Regions from separate parts of the Homo sapiens genome. Here region 2 is linked to region 1. The links are chromatin loops, found by intact Hi-C in ENCODE. Cell type or tissue: mammary epithelial cell. All regions are shown on one strand. Each heading gives the region's core, and the rest is flanking DNA. Links, peaks and the distances in the headings are about the cores only. Region 1 has its middle 130 kb from the start of TMEM161B. Region 2 has its middle 120 kb from the start of LINC02488.

Region 1 (10,688 bases), core at 1,615-9,614:
AAGCTCCAGGCACCTCTATATTTAATTCCTAGGGGCAATGGTATTCATCAGTGCATTAAGCAGCCTGGTCAGGTACTGCTGAGTCAACCTCGTTCTGGGACTCTCCTTGCTTGTGAATGCAACATGCAGGCCTTGAGATGTCATTATTCCGACGTTATGATAAGGCACTCACTTATGCTGCTTTACAGGAGAAAGAACCAGAGTTTAAAAGCCATAGCCACCGATTTATATTATGCTACTGTAACACTCTTGAACAGAATCTCATTTTAAAAGACAGTGCCTGCAAGAGAAAATCTTCACTGGCTTAATCCATGATTATGAATTTGGTGGTCATTTGAAAGGTGTCTCTTCTTTTTTTTTTTCTGTTATTTTGTTTTACCATCAATAGTTTAATTTTCATTAGAAATCACAGTCTTGGTACTAAGTCAGCACCAATTTATTTGTAGCACAAAGCGCAAAGGTGATCTTCTTTTTTTTTGTTTGCTTGTTGTTTGTTTGTTTTTTTTTTGAGACGGAGTCTCACTCTGTTGCCCAGGCTGAAGTGCAGTGGCACAATTTCAGCTCACTGCAAGCTCTGCCTCCCGGGTTCAGGCCATTCTCCTGCCTCAGCCTCCTAAGTAGCTGGGATTACTGGCGCCCACCACCACACCTGGTTAATTTTTTTGTATTTTTAGTAGAGACAGGGTTTCACCATGTTAGCCAGGATGGTCTCAATCTCCTGACCTTGTGATCTGCCCGCCTCAGCCTCCCAAAGTGCTGGGATTACAGGTGTGAGCCACCGCACCCGGACAGTGATTTTCTTTTAATGGAAGAACTACTGTTAAGTCACTGGACTGATGAGCTTCACAGGGCCAACACTTCTTAGCTTGGACATGTTTACTAAACAAGTTAAGAGTGCATGCTCTAAATTACCTTGTTTGAATAGGGGCTGTAAATTAGGTTATTGTGAGGAAATGACCACTTTCTCAAAATCTTCAAAGTGCACCAGGAAACATGAAGCTTGGGTGTGTTATAATTAATTGGGAAAATGGTGGATGCCTCAATCATTGCAATTTGGCATGACTAATGAAAGAGTTCTATCACAGCAAAGTCTAGGGTTCATAAAGTGCTTCTTGCCGGGGGAATCTTAAATCATAAATAGCAACATGTTTAGTCCTCTGCCCTTTTATAAGAGATAAAATTGTGGTACAAATAAAGTAGGCTTTTTTCCAAGGTGGCACAGAACTTAACAAAGTGAAAATGTGGCATTTACATTCCTTGATTTATAACCTTTATAACGTTTACTTAAGAATGTATCCAAAGGAAATTCCTATTGTTTATTTTACCATTTGTTTAGTTGAATTGTTAATTAAAACTTTTTTCCAGTATCATTTGCCAGAGGGTGATGCTGATTATAAGAACTAAAACTAGGGATGACATGCACTCTCACATGTAGCAACTGGATACAATTTTAAGTTCAAAACACAGCCTATTCTAGCAAGAAGACTAGGATTAGACAATAGCACCCCTTGCATCCCAATACTGCCATCAGTCTTTACAGTTGGGATTGTCCTTTCTTGACTCTGAACCACACCCAAAAGGTCATCAATCTGTGAATGTTTATTTACACTTCTCCTTACCATCTTGCACGTTATTGACTCTTACAGCTGCCTTTGAAAGAGAGCTTTCAAATAGCCATGAGGAACTAGAGGTTTTTTAAATAAATAAATAAATAAGGCTCCAAATATCAACAAACAGTTGATATTTGACTTTGGAATTCAAGGGATACATTAATAAGTGCTTATGTACCCACAGGCTTCCTTACTCTGTGCCTGAACTCAGCACCCAATCTATGTACCCTAGCTATCAGCTTTTCAGGGTCCTGATGAGAAACAAACAAGAGGAAATCAAACACTTGAGTGTTGACAGTACAGTCCAGAATCTGGAATTACTGTGACTCCTTACAAGTGCTCAGAACTCCTTAATTGGTTATGTGAATTTGTCATCCTCTATCAAATGTATGGGGATACTGCCTGCAAGTAAACCTCCACTCAGACCTCAGAAAGCAAAGGTCAATCTTTCAAGGAGAATTTAGGAAATATTTAGAAACAAAGAATAATTCCACACTAGGAAAGTCATAGGTGCTCAAACAGTAAGAAATTTAAATCCTCCACTACATATATGTAAGTTCACACATGCTGGTCATCAGCTGGCATCTTTAGTGAGTATCTTCTATTGAACTCACTACAAGTAAGTAAGCTGAAGGGCAATTTCTGAAATACTGTGAACATGTGTGTTTTTCTATATAGTTGGCTGGGTAGGTTCTTACCTAGCTCTACACAGTATTTAACACCAGATTATAGATTAGCCTCTCAGGGGAAATAATGGTACACACTTATTATATGTAATATAATAGCCATTCACAGAAGATCCCCATTATACATGACAGCAATGAACCCAGTCCCTGGAATTAAGAAACTGTACATCAGGGCTGGGTGTGGTGGCTCACACCTGTAATCCCAGCACTTTGGGAGGCTGAGGCGGGCAGATCACAAGGTCAGGAGATCGAGACCATCCTGGCTAACATGGTGAAACCCCGTCTCTACTAAAAATACAAAAAATTAGCCGGGCTTAGTGGCAGGCACCTGTAGTCCCAGCTACTCAGGAGGCTGAGGCAGGAGAATGGCGTGAACCCAGGAGGCAGAATTTGCAGTGAGCCAAGATCGCACCAGTGCACTCCAGCCTGGGCGACAGAGCGAGACTCCATCTCAAAAAAATAAAATAAAAAAATTAAAAAAAAACTGTACATCAGAAACAACTCAAATGGCCTTCAACAACTTTTAAAAGGATAAACCATCTGTGGTACGTTCATGCAATGAAATACTACTCAGCAATCAAAAAGAGCAAACTGTTGATACACCCAACAACACAGATGAAGATCAAATCCATTATGCTAGTAAAAAGAAGCCACACAGAAGAAAGCTACATACTGTATGATTCTATTTATATGACATTCTGTAAAAGGCAAAACTACAGGAATGGAAAACAGATCAGTGGTTTCCAGGGTTACAGGATATTGGGAGGGATTGACTGCAAAGGGCAGCACAAAGAAGTTTTGGGGGATGATGAAATTCTGTTTCTTGCTTGTGGTCGTGATTACATTACACACTGGTAAAACTCAAAGAATTTATATCCCTGAAAAAGTGAATTGTACTGTATTTAACCTAAATATCAAAAGTTCAAAAGCTTCACATAGTTTATATTTCTCATTCTCATGTATTCAAGAAGAAGAATTGTCTTTCAAATATTCCTACTAAACTCCTGCTTATCACTTTCAAGAACTTAGCTTCAAAGTTAGCTCTTCTGTAAAGCCTTCCCATACCTCTCTATGTTCTGGCTTCTTTCTAAGATTTTTTTAAGGAAATAAACATTACTCATATAGCCAATATCCATGTGGATAAAGGCTCCTTCTCTTCCAGGGGTCTCCCCCATGCTGGAGTTCGCACGCATTCTTCCCCAACATGCTTTTATACTTTTATTACATAGTTACGTACCAACAAATTGTTATGGGAAGGATAATTTTACGTTAATAGATATTAATATTGCATCAATATCACATTTTTTTTGAGACGGAGTCTTGCTCTGTTGCCCCGGCTAGAATGCAGCGATCTCGGCTAACTGCAACCTCCGCCTCCAGGGTTCAAGCAATTCTCCTGCCTCAGCCTCCCGAGTAACTGGGATTATAGGCGCCTGCCACCGCCCCTGGCTAACTTTTGTACTTTTAGTAGAGACGGGTTTCACCATCTTGGCCAGGCTGGTCTCGAATTCCTGACCTCGTAATCCACCCTCCTCGGCCTCCCAAAGTGCTGGGATTACAGGCGTGAGTCACCGCGCCCGGCCAATATCACATGTATTCTTTTGCAATTTGCTTTTTTTCATCCAACATTGCTTTTAAGATAGTCAATTCATAAAGAGTATTTCACTGTAGGGATATGCCAATACATTAATTCACTGCACTTTTGACAGATATTTAAGCTGTTTCCATGCTCCATGTTACACTGTGCCATATTTATCTGTTATTATATCTCTTCTTCTTGCAAGACAATGAGCAATTCCAGAACAGAAAGCATCCAGAATTCCTATCCCTTTCCCTAATTTCCGGTACACCTGCAAATCACTGCCTGCGTAATGTGTTTCGCATGGAAAAAGATGCTGTGTACCTGGCACACAATAAGCACCACTCCATAAAAATGTGTTGAAAGAATAAAAGCTGACAAAATGTTATTTTAAATCTTGCGGTCTCTACTCACTTCTCTGCGGTGTAAGATTTAAGGGGGAACTGACTCAATTCTCACTAAAAAGTCCCTTAGTATTCCAATGTGGACGTAGAGAGATCTATGAAACAAGGTCACTTCACAATTCTCTTGCTTTCGCGTTAGAGGATCTCAAAGCACTACACAAACCGCGATTTTCTCCAGTGATTTTTCCTCTCAATGTGCCTCAAGGTCAGTTCAGAGCAGTATTCAAAGCTTGAATACTCTTCACCAGCAGCTGTAAAGGGCCGGAAAACCAGAGTCTGGATGTAAATAACAGTAACAAACTATTCCCGGATCTTGTTTTTTCTTTTCTTTTCATGGGTCCCCGTTTGCGCTCTTAGTCGGCTTACCCGTCCTGTTCCAGGAGCCGACAGGGAACAGCCCACCTGGAGCAGGTCTTGGGCCACCACTCGCCCCGCCCCCCGTCTCTACTCCTCACTCGCTCTCCCCGCTCCTATTAAGCAGCCAACGCTGGGTGATCTCCTCTCCAGTTCTTCGTGGTTTCATTGTAGCCTTGATATACAAGACAAATGCACACTTTACTCTGGGCTTAAAAAACCATCTATCATCATCCTTTGGGCATGACAAATACATTGTGTGTTTCAGAGAAATTAATCTGGTATTTAGGGGGAGAAAGGCATTTCCAACCAGTCTCCGTGCAGAACCTTCCCGCAAACCCTGTAGCGGCATTTTTCGACACTTTTCTCCTCCTTTCGGCAAGCCTCAAACTTGACCTTCGAGAGGATTTTAAGGGTAGAGCCTTCCTCCCTTTCCCTCGTCTGCTCCAAGAGCTCACGTAGGCCTTCTTCTGGGAAACAGCGGCTCAGGACCAGAGCTCGGAGAACTGCGCGTCCAGGAGCGCGGGCGCGGCCGGGGAAAAGGGAGGAGGCGGCAGGAGGGGGCAGGAGGTGGAGGGAGGAGGAGGATCGGTCTGAATATGCATGAGGCACCCAGCACTGCCCTCTTCCCCGGCAGCTGCTCGGGCGGGGGCGAAGGAGGGAAGGGGAGGGGAGGGGAGGAAATGAGGCTGGGGCGGGGTGGCCAGAGCAGCCGCAGAGGCTGACGCGGGTTTGGAGAACGGAAGAGATGATTTGCATGGCGCCTGGTGATTGGCTGATGGCCGGGGGCTGGGTCTGAGAGGCGGCCCCTGAATGGTTTAACGGAGGAAATTACAAGATTCATTCGACTAAAGAAAGCCGGGGCGGGCCTGGTCGGCGCAATATGCAGCCTGTCCGCAAGGGGGCGCGATGGCCTATCTTTGTTCTGGTTAAAGGCTCCTTTTCCCTCCTCCCCCGCCCCCGCCTCCGCCCCCGCCCCCGCCCCCACCCCCCACACACAGACACACACGCAGAAAGTGCAGAGAAACCCTGTGATCCAGTCAACTGGCTCTGCCCCATCTATTAAGAAAGATGAACACTCCTTTCTCTTCCATCTCCTTCATGGGAGACCACTTTTCATTTCAGATTATCACATCAATAAATATTCTTCGAGGAATAAAAAAGGCACTTTGCCAAAAGATAAGAGAATATATATGCAATGTCTGGATTGTGGAGAAAGACAATACATGAAGGCAAGAGAATAGGCACATATATGTAAATATGCACATAATCACCTCCGAGAACGCAAAGCACGGGAGGTAGAGACAAACAGAACACCTGGAGAGAACACATATCGCTCACAAGGTTCTCACAGGCTGTGCACGCTCTTCCACACACCGAGGCACACACCCACTGACCGGCACGCAGTCTCCCCCTCCACACACACACACACACACACACACACACACACACACACACAGAGACGGACCTCAGAAAAGGCATCCAAATGAATTCACACTCAGTGGAAAGACTGCCGAGAAAATACTAGAGAAGAATTAAAATGGTTCATCCCCTCCCCCTCCAAAAAAAATACTCAAGCGAAATGACTCTATTTGCATAATACTAATATACGCAGGACGCAGACACGGGCAAGAAAAAAAAAAGGCTCCATTTGATGCACACCAGAGAATGGGTGTATACACACACACACACAAACACGCACACACGCACGCGCGCCTGCGGGCGGGACACACCCACAGCCTATGTCCTCCGCCCACGGGCACGGGCAGAGCACCGATGCCATCAACAGCGCTCAGTACAGTTGTCCAGAAAACACCAATGCGAGAAAAACGAAAGAAACCCACCCTATTCAGCCAAGGAAGCACCACTGGGGAACCTAGGTTTTCTAAACACACACGCATACACAACAGGCACACACACACAACCTTGTTAGACAAGAGAGTTGAGTTCAAAGATATAATAGATGCACAATGGATAACTGAGTGCTGGAGAATGTCATCCGCTTAAACAATACTTTGAAATTGTTTCAGCCTGAAGACAGCTTTCTGGGTTGCTCCCTGAAAAATCATACCTAAGAAAAATAAAATCTCATTGATCCTGCTTTCCTTTTACTTTCTTTTTTCTTCTTTTCTTTTTATTTTTCAATGACCGAATAGAGGGAGAATTCCCTTTCCTCCAAAGGAGGGTAGCCCTGTTTTTGTTTTTTGAGTCCATGAACTTACTGTTCATTTCCTAGTGAAGAAGGTGCCAGGGAGCGGTCCTCGGCAGCCTCCCAGCCAGACAGCGCCACAAAAAGGCATTATTACACATCCCAAATAACAAGGGTTGTCTATATATTTACAAATCTGTTCAAACATTTAACCTTTTAACTTGCTAAATATCCCCCTCTTCTCTTTCTTTCTTGCGCTCTCGGCTCTCCCCCCTTTCTGCTTTCTCCTCCTTTTCCTTTCTCTTTCTAAAAGAGCTAGGGATGGGAAGCGCCTTTTCTTGAGTCTAAAATGAGTACAGGGACTCTGGGCTGTACCTGACCCTTTTTGAATGCCAATTTCGTTTTCAGGCAATTGCCTCTTTGCCAGCCAAAAGATCGGGATTGGATCACCAGGGCTACCTTTTTAAAGTAGAAGCTTCTATGTTGCCTTTCAGTTTTTAAACTGCCGCGGAAAAGCATCCACTAAATCGGAGGGATTTTCCAGACCTTTTAAAAGTTTCCAGTACCCCCAATCCGTGATGTTTCCTTCCGCGTTGCACCTCCTGCCCGTCAAGTGACTAGTAGAGGGTATCTTCTAAAGACAGCCAGAAAGTTTCGACAGTGTTTGGCGACCCAGCCAAGGCCGGGGTGACGCACACTCCTACTGCAGGGGCCAATTTGGAATTCCATCTTTTAGCATTTCTTACTGCCCAATCTTTTCTTATGAGACTAATAACCTCATTCTCAGGGCCAATGTAAAATGTGAAACTATAGAGCATGTGGGCCTTTAATGCAGCAGAAGAGTTAGATTCCTCAAAAATTGGGGCATTCTTACTTTGCTGCACGAAGAGAAAAGGAAACTTGTGCCTGGGCATGGTGGAAAGGCGCAGGCGGCGGGCTACCGATCCGGGCGGTGCCAACGCCCTACTCTGCAGCCAGGTGCCCTGGGTGGGCTTCCATTCAAAGAACCCACAAACACCCTTATCCCAGGATCTTCACTCTTCGCCCAGGACTCTACTGTGAAGAAATTTAAAGTGGCCTGGAGGGGCTTCCCCCTGCCATTCTGAGTTTCCTTTTCTAAAATAAAAGAATTGCAAGAAAAATCCATTGCCTTTGAAGTTGAAACAGAAAGGGTGACTTCTTGTTGGCATATTTTCTCTGGCCTAGAACAATGACTTTATTTATGTATTTGTTTGTTTGTTTGTTTCTGGGTAGTGGAAAAAATGAAACTGCAGTTTAGCGAGACATCATGCGTGTCTCGGATTTGTTCAGGTGTCCATAATATTTCAGCCTCTACCAGCTTTAGATGAGTGTTAGCCTCTGAGGTGCCCCACCCCGGATCGGCCCGAAAGCACCCGAGAAAACCCAGCCCTCACCTTGGAAGCTTGCCTTCAGCAAACTCCAGTTGGGTTTACACCTCTCGGTGGTACAATAGCCCGGAGCCCATGGGTATCCGCTAGTCGCTGACTCTGAAATGCGCCGGTCTGCGAGGTAATAATGACCGTTGCTTGCGGCTGTCAGGGCTGGCACGCCGCACCAAGGGCACTCAGGGCCGGCCAAGCCTTGAACAAGGGGAAGGGGGATATGGATAACGTATACGTTTTAAAGAGGTTTACTGAAAACTTTTACAGATCCCACATAAGAGATGGAAGGAAGGCTAAGTGAGTTTAAAAAAAAAAAAGTGTGTTTACTCTTTGTACCATGACAGATCCGGGAGGAAAAACGGTGGCACTAGATTATTATGCGGTGCTTTCTGTAAAATGCCATCAATTTCCATGCTCGTGTGATGGTCAGGACATTTCCCCCTATTGCACAAACCCCTTATGAAAACTGCAGGCAGTTTAAGAGTTTTCCTGTTCTTCCTGATCAGAAAAGATATTCATCCAGAGACATTATCTAAATCTGCAAAAGAATGAAGGCTGCTTGTCATTCGTCCTTCGTCTCCAGTAATGTGTGCCATCCAATTAGAAGCAATTTGAGCAATCAAGGCCGTTATGGGAGAAGCGGGTGTTAAAAATAGGTTTTCTATAGCCTGAGAACTCTAATTCGGAAGAAAATCTAAAATTACATATGTATCATTTCTTTATATAAAATAAATATATAATCTGAGTGTCTCCTGTTAGCTCTTATTTTTTCCTCCATGGTCCCTCCCCTATTGCCTGCCTTCCTTTTGGGAATTCATAACAAAAGTCAAGAGTAAAGCTCAGATGAAAAGGGAGTAGGGACCCTAAAAAAGTCTTTCTGAGACCTAACGAGAGGCTCTGGAAGGGGCTTGGCCCAATCTTTCCGGGGCTCCCGGCTGCCGTAGCGTCCCTGATAGTGGTTGTTATCTGACTTTCATCCGCGGTGGGCGGAAAAGTCCCAAAAGTAGTGTCCCGAGATGGAGGGACCCTCATGCCTGGAGTCGAGTAGTATGACCCCGGGACCCCGGGGGTCAGGGATAGTGGGCTGAGAAGCTGGCCTGTGGGTCACTGGAGGCAAGTCAGAACAGCTGCTGACACGCGCGTTCATCTTGGGGGGTTAAGGGATGCAGAAAAAGAGCTAAGAGGATGTGTTGGGAGTAAGTGGGTAAGTAAAACATGTTTCCAAGCAGAACACGAGAGTACAAAATTTTAAAAAGCAAAGCGAAACAAAGCATAGACTCCGTGCAATGTCCTCTAGCAGCAGCAATGTGCTCAGGGTGTCACATCTTACTCATGTCCCGCATTCCCAAGGGGTGAGCGCAGAGTAGATCCAGGTAGGGACCTGGTGCCCAAGTGCACCAGTGGCGGACTCTGGCGCCTCTTATTTACATTAAACCTGTCCCTCAGCATTCCGTTTTAAGAGGCGTCTTTACTCTCTCCAGCTCTCAGAAGAGAGTTGAAGAGAGCGGGTCGGGAAACCAACAAGAGCAAAGTTGGCAGAACTTCTAGAAGTGCAGAGCCAGCGCTTGCTCTTCTTGCAGGCCCCAGAGTTGGAACCCACTCCTGATCATTTGATGCCTTTGGCCAGCTGGGTCAAAGTTATCTGGAAATGAATGGTGTTCAAAGTTAAACACCTAAAACCTGAACCCTGAAAGCCCTGGCGGGCAGGAGGGGCGGAGAGGAGTCGTTCACTATACTAAGCCGAGCTCTGGGCCCAGAGCAACAAGAGTCGCTGAGGCAGGCAGGAAGTACCCCCCTGCACACCACGAGCGGACACCAGCCGTCTCTAGCAAGCTGACAACCTCCGGAGTGGGAATTAATCACCTGGCAATAACTCCCTTTCAAAACCCAGTGTTCTGGACGGAGTTTAAGTCAAAACAATTTTCCCTTCCCAGAGTTTCTAAGGGTCCAGGATGAGTGTGGAAGTGGGAACGAATCTTGTCGCAGATGTGCCACTGTTGTTCCAAAACAATAGCGGTTCCAGAGGAGGCAGCAATGCCTCAACAGGACAAACTGAGGATCCGCATTTGCGTTTCTCAGAGAGTGAGTCACAGACCGACTGTCAGGCAAATGCTGGGGCCCCATCACCTCCAGGTGATCCTTTACAGAAGTTTCTGGTACATGGCTACAATAATATTGCAATATTAAAATCCTTTCTAATAGCACCTAATTTATTTCCTATTTATTCTGCTTGCTTGTATGTGGTTTATGAACTGAAACCACCTGATTGTTAACAAATGTATCGATTTAACAATTCAAAAAGTATTTCCATTTTCAAATACTTTTCCCTTGAAAGTAATGTTAACATTTCTTGAACTTAAAGCTTCATGAAAATTGCTTTCAAAATTTTTTGTAAATGTAAATATACTGTATTTTTACACAGTTGAGTTAGAAATAGCTGGTATTTTAAAAATATAGACATATTAATGGGCATTTCTTAATTTAATTCCTCCTTTTACTTCAT
Region 2 (10,688 bases), core at 990-8,989, 600 kb before region 1:
GAAAATTGTGATGAATAAGCAGGAATAGTAAATTATAAGCTTCATTGTAGGGTGATTAGGCAGGGACTTGGCTGGCTGTTGCATGACTTCCAGCTGTCTTTATCTGTGGGTCTTTTCTATTGCACTGGTCAGCTTCCCTGAAGTGGGATCCTATGGCCTCCTGTCTGCCACTTAATTACTGACTGCTGGAGTATTTGGAAACCAGAAAGGGAAAGATTTTTTGGTGTTTCCAAGATATTGGTATCTTCAAGAGCTGAGTTACTCTTCCTTAACCTCTTCAGATGTTAAAACATTATTTTCATTTGCTTTAATGCATAATTTTTACAACCCGTGTGTGTGTGTGTGTATGTGCGTGTGTGTGTGCGTGTATGAGTAATACCAGCTTTCTCCATGGCTGGTTCCATCATTTACCCCTCATTGATCTGCTTTTAGAATAAAGACTGCTGAGATAATCAATGAAAAGGGATACTTTAGATAAAGCATCAGGAAAAGCCTTTCTGCAAAGTGACATTTAAACAGAGATGAAGAGGATAAAGAAGCAGCCACTGTGAAGCGCAGGGGAAAGTGCCTTCCAGTCTGAGAGAACAGTGTGTACAGAAACATTCCTTGGGAAAGAGTTAGGCATATTTGAAAACTGACCTAAGGCCTATATAGCTAGAGTAGATATTGAAGGTCAGAGTAGTACAGGATGATTGAAGAGTTAGGCAGAGCCAGGTCAGGCAGGTCCTCATTGTCATGACAAAGGCTGGCCTCATCACCTGGTACAACTGGAAGCCACTAATAGTGTTTAGCAATGGAAGCAATGTGAAGGCTGGGAAGTGACACTTCAAGGTGTGATACTGGGAGTGGGCTGTGAGGTGGGATGCAGGTTGAGAGCAGTAATTCCCTACCAAACAGGCACATATGGCTGCTCCTTAAGGTCATCATTAGCTTTGATACAACACAAACTCTCCACAGAGTCTTAGTAGATGTTCTTACATTTATGGATGATCATACCAATGTGAACAGAGAGATCGAGTTTAGTCAATAACCACACAGAGAGCTAGAAGGAAGTAAATATTAGAACCATAATACATTCCTTCCATTGGAAAGTAGACGAGAAGATATTTCATTAAAATGCACATTGTTTTTTAAGAGAAATATGTTCACAGTCTCTGAGCATTATTGATATGCTTTGAATAACCCTAAGATAATTTCTTCTGGGGATAAGACTATAATTGAGGTAAATCTATACTTCAATTTTAGCAGTTTAAATTTTTCTTCCAGAAGCTTGTTTGGGGCTAGGACTAACTTTAGAATTGCTTTCAATGATTGAAGTCCTTCTGCAACCCTCCCAGAGAGTAGGAAACTCACTTGATTCCAGAGGTTTTCTCCCCCACTGACTTGTTCCAGAAGGTTCAACAGTCTCAGTATTAATGGTTTTAAGAGTTAATAAACAGTTTTGTTATTTTAAACAGTTAAAAAAATGTTAAAATGTGTTAACAATCTTCAGAGCAAGATATTTTCTTCTTTATATGTAAAAAAAAATCACAAGAAATTGGCTTTACTAAATAAGAGGAGGAAGGCTTTAAGTGGTGTGGTCTGACAGTAATTTGTATTAGAGTCTAGAGGAGCATATTTGTAATGTCTTGTGGTAGTACATTTATCTCTTGGTGACAGAAGGAATAATTGCTTTAGAGAGCATATCAGTGGCTGTTTAAAAATTTAACTCTTTATTTCCTCAAACCTAAGGTTACAAAAGTGAGAGGAGAAAATATGAGAAATATAATTCAGGCAAAACAGGAAGTATTTGTTAACTAAAAAAAATATGCATTATCCATTGTCAAGGACTGGTGAAAAGCCTTGAAGGGTAATGAAAATATTTTTCATTATACACAAGTAAATATCATTCATGTATTGCTATTACTGTTATGCACTATTATTATTTCTGGCTGTTATTTGCAATAGCCTGTATAACATGGTTTTCAAATTAAAAACCCCTAGATAAAGTGGTTTTTGTTCAGAAATGAACTGTGTTTAATAAGTTGTTAATTATTAGGCTTTGCTGTCTTATGTTCTCAAATTTGACAGCCTTAATGGCTTCTCGAATACTATCCTTTTTTAACCTACTTTTGTATGAAGTTTGTTCTTCTTCAAGTTCTTGATTTCCCTTGAAAAGAGTTGTTGATATTTATGTCTCCCTCGGTTTCCAGTCAGCTCCCTGAGGGCTAGAATGGCATCTCGTTTGACCCCATCAAAAGGTGCAGTGCTTGGGTATAGTTGAAGTGGCACCTCAAGACACAGGGGTCACATAATTTATTGTTTAAATTGATCACTTCTGAAAGTGAAAGACAGATTAATAATTGTGCTGAGACCGCAGATGTAAACTGTCCAAATCAAACCAGGATGCATGATTACTCTTCTTTAAGGCAGCCAGGGTGGAAACACAGGTGAGAATCTAGCAGAATCAGATTTTTAAAGATATCCTGATTATTCTTCAATTTAACATGGAAAGATTGAGCCATAAAAATATTTTAAATTACTTTTATTATAACCCTATAGAAACCCACAATTAAACACTAAATATGACTTATTTTGTCCTCTCAAAGTGACTCACCTTTAAAAGAGAATGAGGAGATGTGTGTGTATGTATCTATAAATGTGTGTGTGTGTGTGTGTATATATATATATACACATATATAAAGTATATATATCTATATATGGTGTTATGTCATACTTTTTGCCCTATTTGTATTTTTTCTCTTAAATCTATTGATTTTGCATAATGTAGGAGCACACAATTTTGAAAGGAACTGATTTCCTGAAAGGGTCCAGCCATGCATTGAAGGAAGGGGTAGATTGCCAACTAAAAATGCATTTGTGTTAAGCAATATTCAGCTTGCAGCTGGCACATAGTAGGCATTCAATTAATATTTTATGAATGAATGAAAAAATAAATAAATGATGAATACTAGCTTAGATATTTTTCCCTGTAGGGCCTGTGGCTAGCCAGGTTCATGCTGTTTCTTCAATTTATCGAGGTCACTTTGAATTCTGATCTTTTCTTCTGAGGTGTTAGCAATCCCTTCTAACTTGGTGTCATCTGAAAAATACTACCTGTGTGAAATGTGTGACTGAGTTAAGCTGGGAGTGTCATGTTGGACATTTTCTTAAACTAGAACACAGCTGGAAATTATTACACAACCAAAAGCATACTTCATTTTGGTCCTATCAGGCCAGCCTTGTCCACATTTGACTGATTTTTCACTTATCATCCATAATCAATCACTTAATTTCTTCACTAAATAGAAAATAAGATGCACAACGAAGCCTCATGAAAATTAGAGGACAGAAACTGTAATAGATTAGGGCACTATGGAAATACCTTTTAAATGTACTTTGTAAATTATACTCCAGTGCATACCTATTGTATATTCCTCAATAGGCAAGTCTTGACATATAGTGTATAGAAACAATCTATTATCGATTTTCCCATAGGGCAGATGTAAAATCTCGAATGCACTCATATTCCTCTTTCAAAAATTTTGGTAGAAAAATCTCTCACTGCTGGGAGCTTAATTCTCTTCAAGTTTTGTAATCAATTCACTATTTAGTTACCAAGAAAGCTTTTTTAACATCAATAAATAATAATAATCTTGTGTTAGATTAAAAATACTTAGTCTTCTAAAATGCACACAGCAAATTTTTAGATTTTTTAAAATACAAAGATGAATAGTAAGAGATAAGTCGATCAGTGATATGTATGCAACATGAAAGAAATAACCGAGATAATTATCCAGGTAATTTAAAATAAAATTCTCTTTTGAGTATTTTTCTGATAAATGAAGTAAAAGTTGCCTCACTTGAATTTATATTTGTAGATTCATGTCACCATGGAAACTACTAAGCCATTGCTCAAAGATTAGTAGATTGTATCTACGTTTTGTTCTTTTTCTTTCCTATTCTAAAATTTAAAAAAGACTTTATTGTGTTTCTATTATTTAAAAAATATGAAGTGCCATTTTACTAACATATAAAATAATTAAACATTTTTAATTTTTGTGCTATATGCCTTTTTCCTTTGGGGAAAATATGACAATGTAGGTAAAACATAAATATTTCCATGGAGTAAGTTTACATGACAAAGGGAAAAATATCCTTCTAATGATAAAGTCCCTTCTTCTACAACACCTTTAAAGTTCTGTAACATGTTTTAATAGCTCAGGACCACAGTCGCAACACTCCTTTTGATCCATAAGTGGCAGTATCTATTTGTATGAGGAGGTACAATTGGCAGTGTGCATTCCCAATGTTGGTGATGATCTGTATGTCACAGGCTTCATTTCCAACAATGTTATATGTAAATTAGTTATACCTTCATGCCAGGGTAGAATGCCATTCACAGAGTAATTGCCAACATTTTTCCTGGTCATTCTATAGGTGGAATGAAAATAGCCATTTAGAGATCTATTTCTATGAATTAACAGGAAAAAAATATTATGTTGTACACATTCTTTACATTATTTTTGTAACAGTTATGTTCCTTTTTGGTTACATATTTAATATTATATTAAATGGAATTTGAATGCCCCTTCAGTATTTAACCTACTCTCAGCATTTTTTAAACACCTAGTGATTTTATATTGTTTAGAGTATAAGAATTATATAAAAATAAATTCTGTTGCAAATTATTTAAAGTCTTTAAATGCCATGAATGAAATATATGTTGACTAGATGTGTTAGAAATTACTCTCAGTTATTTTGGTAGTACGTAAAGCACAAATGTTTAAGTTAATTTTCTTGCTTTACTAAAAAGTGTTTGCTGTTTCTGAGGGTTTCTTTTGATTTCTAAGAGGAGCAGTACACATGGACCTAAGCACAAATAATGGCAAAGCTAATTGTTTCAAATGACAAGAGCTTAAAATTCTTAGGGAGGGAAATTTAGCAAGCAGACTTTGAAAATCTATGAAGTGAGAAAAAGGTACTAATAGGTGAATTAGGAACATAGACAATTTTTATTATAGCATGTGTGGGCTTTCCTCATTCCATTTAAATTTTCTCTCATTTTAGAAATGTAGTGATATATACTCCTACTTTTCAGTTTCACAGCAAAAGTGAAACAACTGCTTTCCCCCCACACAAAATGATTTGTAAATGCATTCTGTGAATAAAACACATTAAACGCCATTTGCATATAGTACGTTAACACATGAGAAAAATGGTTCACACAGTACATTAGGAAGGAAATAAACAGAAATGACTTTAAAATGCCTGCTATATTCATAACAATTTAAAAGATAACAGAGCAATGTATTTCAGGTGCATTGGACTTAATTCAGTGACAATGTTTTCTTTGGAAGCCCTTATTTACTAATTTTTTTTAAAAACACTCCTTTGCCAATTGCAGTGCTAAGCTGCCAAGATTTTCAGAGCTGACCAGGAGGTGGAGATCTCATGCAAATGAACTCTTCCCCTTGGCTGGCAGCCCACAATGACTGATTCAAAAGAACACTTTAACCCAGAAGATGAGTCTGAGCTGATTATTGCTGGCCAGAAACCACTCCAGTGTTCCATGCTAGATGGGAGGTTGCCTTCCAAATACTATATTGCCTTCCAAAATTTACTGGCTCCATTTCCGAAAAAGGAAGGGTTCAAGTTTTTTCTCTTTTTTAAAAGCAGAAATCCCCATATATTAAAAACCTTCCTATCTTTAAATTAAATTTCTAAGCTCCATTTTCTATGTCCCTCAACTTGTGTAACAACCGCTTACAGGAGTGTATGTGTACATCTTTATTCCTAGGCTGTCTGAATTTTACATGGCTAAGTTTCACTGTTTAATAATATATTGAATCTGAAAGAAATGTTGAAAAATATATATGTGTAAGTCTCAAAGTTTTATTAGTTTTTCTAGTGTGAACTGGCATACGATGTAATTTTGAAGAATAGTATAATGAAGGTATGTTGAATTGGCGAGATGCAAGTCCAGCAGTATATTATAACATCGTCATTTTACTTCAGATTCTGGTTTCATATACACTTCCGCCTTTGGTAATTTACATAAACATGCATAGTCTATGAATAATGCATAAACCTTATTTTAAATGCAGAGCTTTCAACTCTCGCAGTGCACTAGTATACACACCCATTTGATTGGCTCTGCCCTGTTTTCATTACTCACAATTTCTTGGAACACAAAAGAGGTTGAAAAGGCTGACAGGAATGGACAGTATTTTTTCTTGTGTGTGTGGGAAATATTTGTTTCCTTTTCAAAGCAATTGGTGTTGCAAAGTTTTGTCTGTGATTATTGTTCCTGGTTGTTGTTATTTTTTTTCCAAGAAAGAATGCATTAAAATGTCTGAACCTGCAAAACAGCAATCACAATCAGATACTTTATTTATTTTTTTATTTTTAAAGGATACTGCAGAAATTGTTTTCTATTTGCATAAATCTGAACACCAGGCTATAATAAGGAAGCAACCATTAGACTTTTGGGGCAATATCCCAATTACACTTGACTTAAGTGGGTAATCTTAAAGCATTGATTGAATAGTTATGCATCCAGAAAATATTAAAAGTTTAGCATTAAATTGTGCTTATTCAAGTAGAATTGAATATTCTGATTAACGTACACACATGAGTCCTCTGCATTTGAGACATTGTGATTACTTTGTTTTCATATGAGCTTATCTATATGAAATAATCCATCCTATGATATAAGAGGATATAGATATTTTTATTAAAATGGCAGTAATTAATTAAATAAAAAGCAATACAGTGGTATGTAACAACTTTAAAAAAAATTTTGTATTTGTTTACTAACCACCCTGTGATTTAACATTTTTGATATTGTTACTAAAATAATAATGCTTTGCTTTACGATAGTAAGAAATTTCCAATCTCTTTAAAAAAATTACTTCTTATTGTCATTTTTTATTCCTTTTTTCAGTTTCTCCTTATATATCTTTAAGATTTTGTTCGTTTTTCTCTTCTCTGCTTTTTTCCCTTTTTGCATAAGTTTTCTTTCACTCTCTATTTTAACACATTGTTGGACATTAATCACCAAATTATACCTGATATTATCTTCCCTTTTATTAATTCTTTTACTTATTTCTTTTAACATCAGATTAAGCTGTTACAAGAATTTATTTCATTTGATGAATTCTCTATTATGCTACAGAAAATGGATATTTGGTTTAAGTGAAAAAGGAGGAGCTTTTGCTGCTAGAGTTACTTTAGGGAGTACTCTCCCTTTGAGGACCATAAAGTCTTGATTTAATTATTTTGCAGGGAGTTACCAAATTCTTCCTTTGTAGGTTTACATTAGAGACACTTGGAGATTAATGAGCAAAAGAAGTCTTATGGGTCACTATGTTTGGATGTTATGCAGAGCTTTAAGACAATGAGCATCCATTGACAATAAGACAGATTTAAATACTAGGAAAAGAGGTGTGAAGCTGAAAACTTAGGTTCACACTTAGTGACTGAAATTTAAAAGGGCTAGCAGCAAACTCAAAGTAGTGCACTTCGCCTACAAGAAGGTGAAGCAATTTTCTTCAGCATTCACTGTGAGAAAATGAAATTACACCTAGCAGATGTTGTTCTAGTGATTTAGAAACAAAAGATACAAAAAGTTGGGGAAGCATATGCATAACTAGTCAACTATGTTGCTTCAAGAGAGATAGTCAACTGAAGTTAAAAATGAAACTAAGGTGGATTATCTGTTTATCAATCCTATGATCATATTTGGTTGTAAGCAATATGTTTCCATTTAAATAATATATTTTTGCTTCCTTTTATCTAGTTTTCTTTGGTTTTACATAATGAGTGTGAATGGTCCTAACCCAGACTATTTAGTAGAAAAAAGCACATGGCACTTAGAGGACTAAGCGCAGCCAAAACTTCTTTCATGATGTCCGGACTCCCTGGAACTTCATGTAAGTTTGAGTAAAATGCTCATATCCATTCTGAAATAAGGCATATCCAGTAAAATGTTCATATTCAGTCTGAAACAAGCTTCACTTCACAATGAGGATTCTGTAAGCTGGGGGCAGCTTTTGTATGTTGGGCTCCTGAATCTTGCCAGTAGTGGTCAGATGGCATACACTAGAACAGTTATCTCTAGCAAAAACACCTGGAAGAAACTTAGGATTTTTATGACAGCAATAAAAAAAGTTAAATGAGAATGATCAGATCTATATCATGAAATGAAACTATCTTCAGCCTAAGATACATCAAAGTCATCAAATTTTAATTTAATTATTGTGTTCCACATCATTACATTCAATTATATTTCACATTACAAATTGTAAACACAAAAATCTCATTCTCTAACAATTTTTCTTGTCCTCAATTTTAACCTCTTTCCTAGGAAATCTGCTCTTCACACTCTTAGACACACATTGTATCTTAATTCCTACATTTCCTAATTACTTATCCATCTTTTGAATTTATTTACTTCTTCCTGCACAGAAACATATGGCTGACTATCTTATCTATTCTCTCATCAATATCTTGGTTATCTGATATTCCTATTATTTATTGCACCTGCTCAGGAAAACCACAACTGAATCAATTCGTCAATCAGGTTTCTATGCTACTACTGGCATAGAAGTACTTCTAAATGACACACACAACCATATATATGTCAGTTCAAATTTAGTTCAGTCCAAATTTATGATGTGTAAGCTCATCTGGAGCCTTAGTGGAGCTCATCAGTCTTCACATTTTGTGCTTGTTTGTTTCTTTTCATGCTTTTCTGACCAGCTCTTTCTTGGATTCCATGAGTTCATCCCTCTCCTTCCATCTCATACAAATTAGCCTCTAGTAGGCTTCCATCATTGTCCTTGTTTTATTGTTCTTTCCACATGCTTTCTTTGGAAGTTTCCATTAACCATCATGGTTTTAACTTCTGTGTCTATTCTTAAGCCTGTTATTTCTACAACTTCTACCCTACATCTACCTACTCAGAGCTTCAGATTTATTTACTCTCAACACAAAGCAAGAATTATTCCATTAAACACAACTCAGATCATGACACAATTCTGTCAGTATTCCCAAAGGCTCCCCATCTTTCTAAAAATTAAATTTAGAATTGTTATCTGTGTCTACAAGGACCTGCACCTTCTGTATCATATCTCCTTGCCCCTATTACCTCTCTGAATTCACCTCTTACTGCTCTCTGCTCACTTTGTTCCAGGCACAGATGCCAGGAGGAGTCTGTCTCTGGGAATTTGCATTCTCTTTCTCCCCTTGTGAGTCCTCTTTTCAAGATATGCCAGTGACTCACTCTCTTATTTTGTGCAGTGTTTAACTGAAACTTATCAGTAAGAATTTTCTGGACCACTGTATTTAAAACTACACCCTTTCTTTAATCTCCACAAATACACTCTCTACTCACATCTCCTGCTTTGTTTTTTCCATTGCATTTATAACCATCTCTATATTTTACTTGTTTATTTTGTTTGTTATCTGCCTTCTTTCCCATTCCTGTCTTCCTCTGGTAGAGAACAAGCTCCTTGGAAGTAGGGATTCATGACTATCTTTATCGCTGTTATATCTCCAGAGCCTATCTTGATGCCTGTGATATAGGTGGTTGTTCACTAAATAGATGAATAAATGGAAAGATCATGGGCCTGGAATTGCAGAGTTTGCTAGTGGTAATCAGAAAATTAGACTCATAGAAAGGGAAAATTGGATTTCTTAAACCTCATAGGTACTTGTAAGAAGGTAATTGGGAAAAGGGAAGCTTATATGAACATTTCTCCTTTGGTAATTGCTGGCATAGAAGGAGAAATAAAAAGGAAAACATTGGAATTCACCTTATATGAAAGACTATGCATTAAGAAACATTAGTATCAAGGAGAAAAAAGTAAAGTTTTTTGTATTTCATTAGCAAAACTTGATTTCTCTTCTCTGTTTGGGTCTTTTTCTTTATTTCTTTCCTCTAGCTCTCATTCCCTCCCTCTTTTCTTTTTCTATTTTATATCTTCTTTCCTTTCTTTTCCATTCATACTCACATATGAATATATTTCTGTTACTATAAAAATTACTGCTTTTGCATATGATCCAGTTTTATTGAGGTGATTAATTGTGCTAATGGTCTACTGATATAACCAATTCAAAGATAGCCAAGAAAAGATTATGGCTACATTCATAACCCCAGTGTTATTTGAAATAAGCCCAGCAGTCAAATAAAAGAACTAAGTAAATGAAGACTCCAAATTTAGAGATATTTTTATGTTAGCACATTCCCTAACTGTCAAGGAAATTTTACTAATCTAGAAAGTTGCTGCAGTCTCTTTTGACTCAAAAACAAAGCTTCTAAATTGATAGTCCATGTAGTGTTAACAGCCACAAATATTTTGTCCTTAAGCTATGAATGTGTAATTCTTTCTTGAAAGTTGTTGGGTATTTGGCTCACTAAAATCCTGTGGAAATGAGTGCTGTAGATTTATTAGGCACTCTATAGAAATGCATTTCTTTTGTGTTTTAAATTAGTTGCATTTTAATGTCATTGAACATGCCCTTGTTCTTGTTTCCATTTGTGGTCTTGTATCCAGTGGGAATTTATAGGGCTCAGATTTATTTAAATTATGCTGATGTATTTGATCTTTCAACATACAGTGCATGGTAAAAATGGGTGGCTGTCCATATCCATAAATGAAATATGAGGGAAAAGGCATACTGATAAATTCTCTACTAAATCAGGT

The links. A loop is a pair of places that touch in the nucleus more often than their neighbours do. Peaks named below come from ENCODE experiments on the same cell type or tissue, not always from the same donor. Only the 100,000 strongest peaks of a DNase experiment are listed, where the experiment ranks them.
Region 2: a loop joins it to region 1, with 7 times the contacts of the local background. A loop is called at or near these places in 2 of 110 quality-filtered maps.

The regions. Positions count from the first base shown.
Region 1 is chr5:88,136,147-88,146,834 of GRCh38, forward strand. No RefSeq gene overlaps it. Among named protein-coding and RNA genes, the nearest start is that of TMEM161B, 130 kb to the right of the region's middle. RefSeq lists enhancers at 4,929-5,430, 9,600-10,380 and a silencer at 5,293-5,342. In mammary epithelial cell, for the core only: a CTCF peak has its summit at 5,510 (motif pointing right); a DNase peak (open chromatin) is centred at 5,345; H3K4me3 peaks cover 1,661 bases; H3K27me3 peaks cover 478 bases.
Region 2 is chr5:87,535,800-87,546,487 of GRCh38, forward strand. No RefSeq gene overlaps it. Among named protein-coding and RNA genes, the nearest start is that of LINC02488, 120 kb to the right of the region's middle. In mammary epithelial cell, for the core only: CTCF peaks have their summits at 4,238 and 5,430 (motif pointing right); a DNase peak (open chromatin) is centred at 5,462; H3K27me3 peaks cover 166 bases.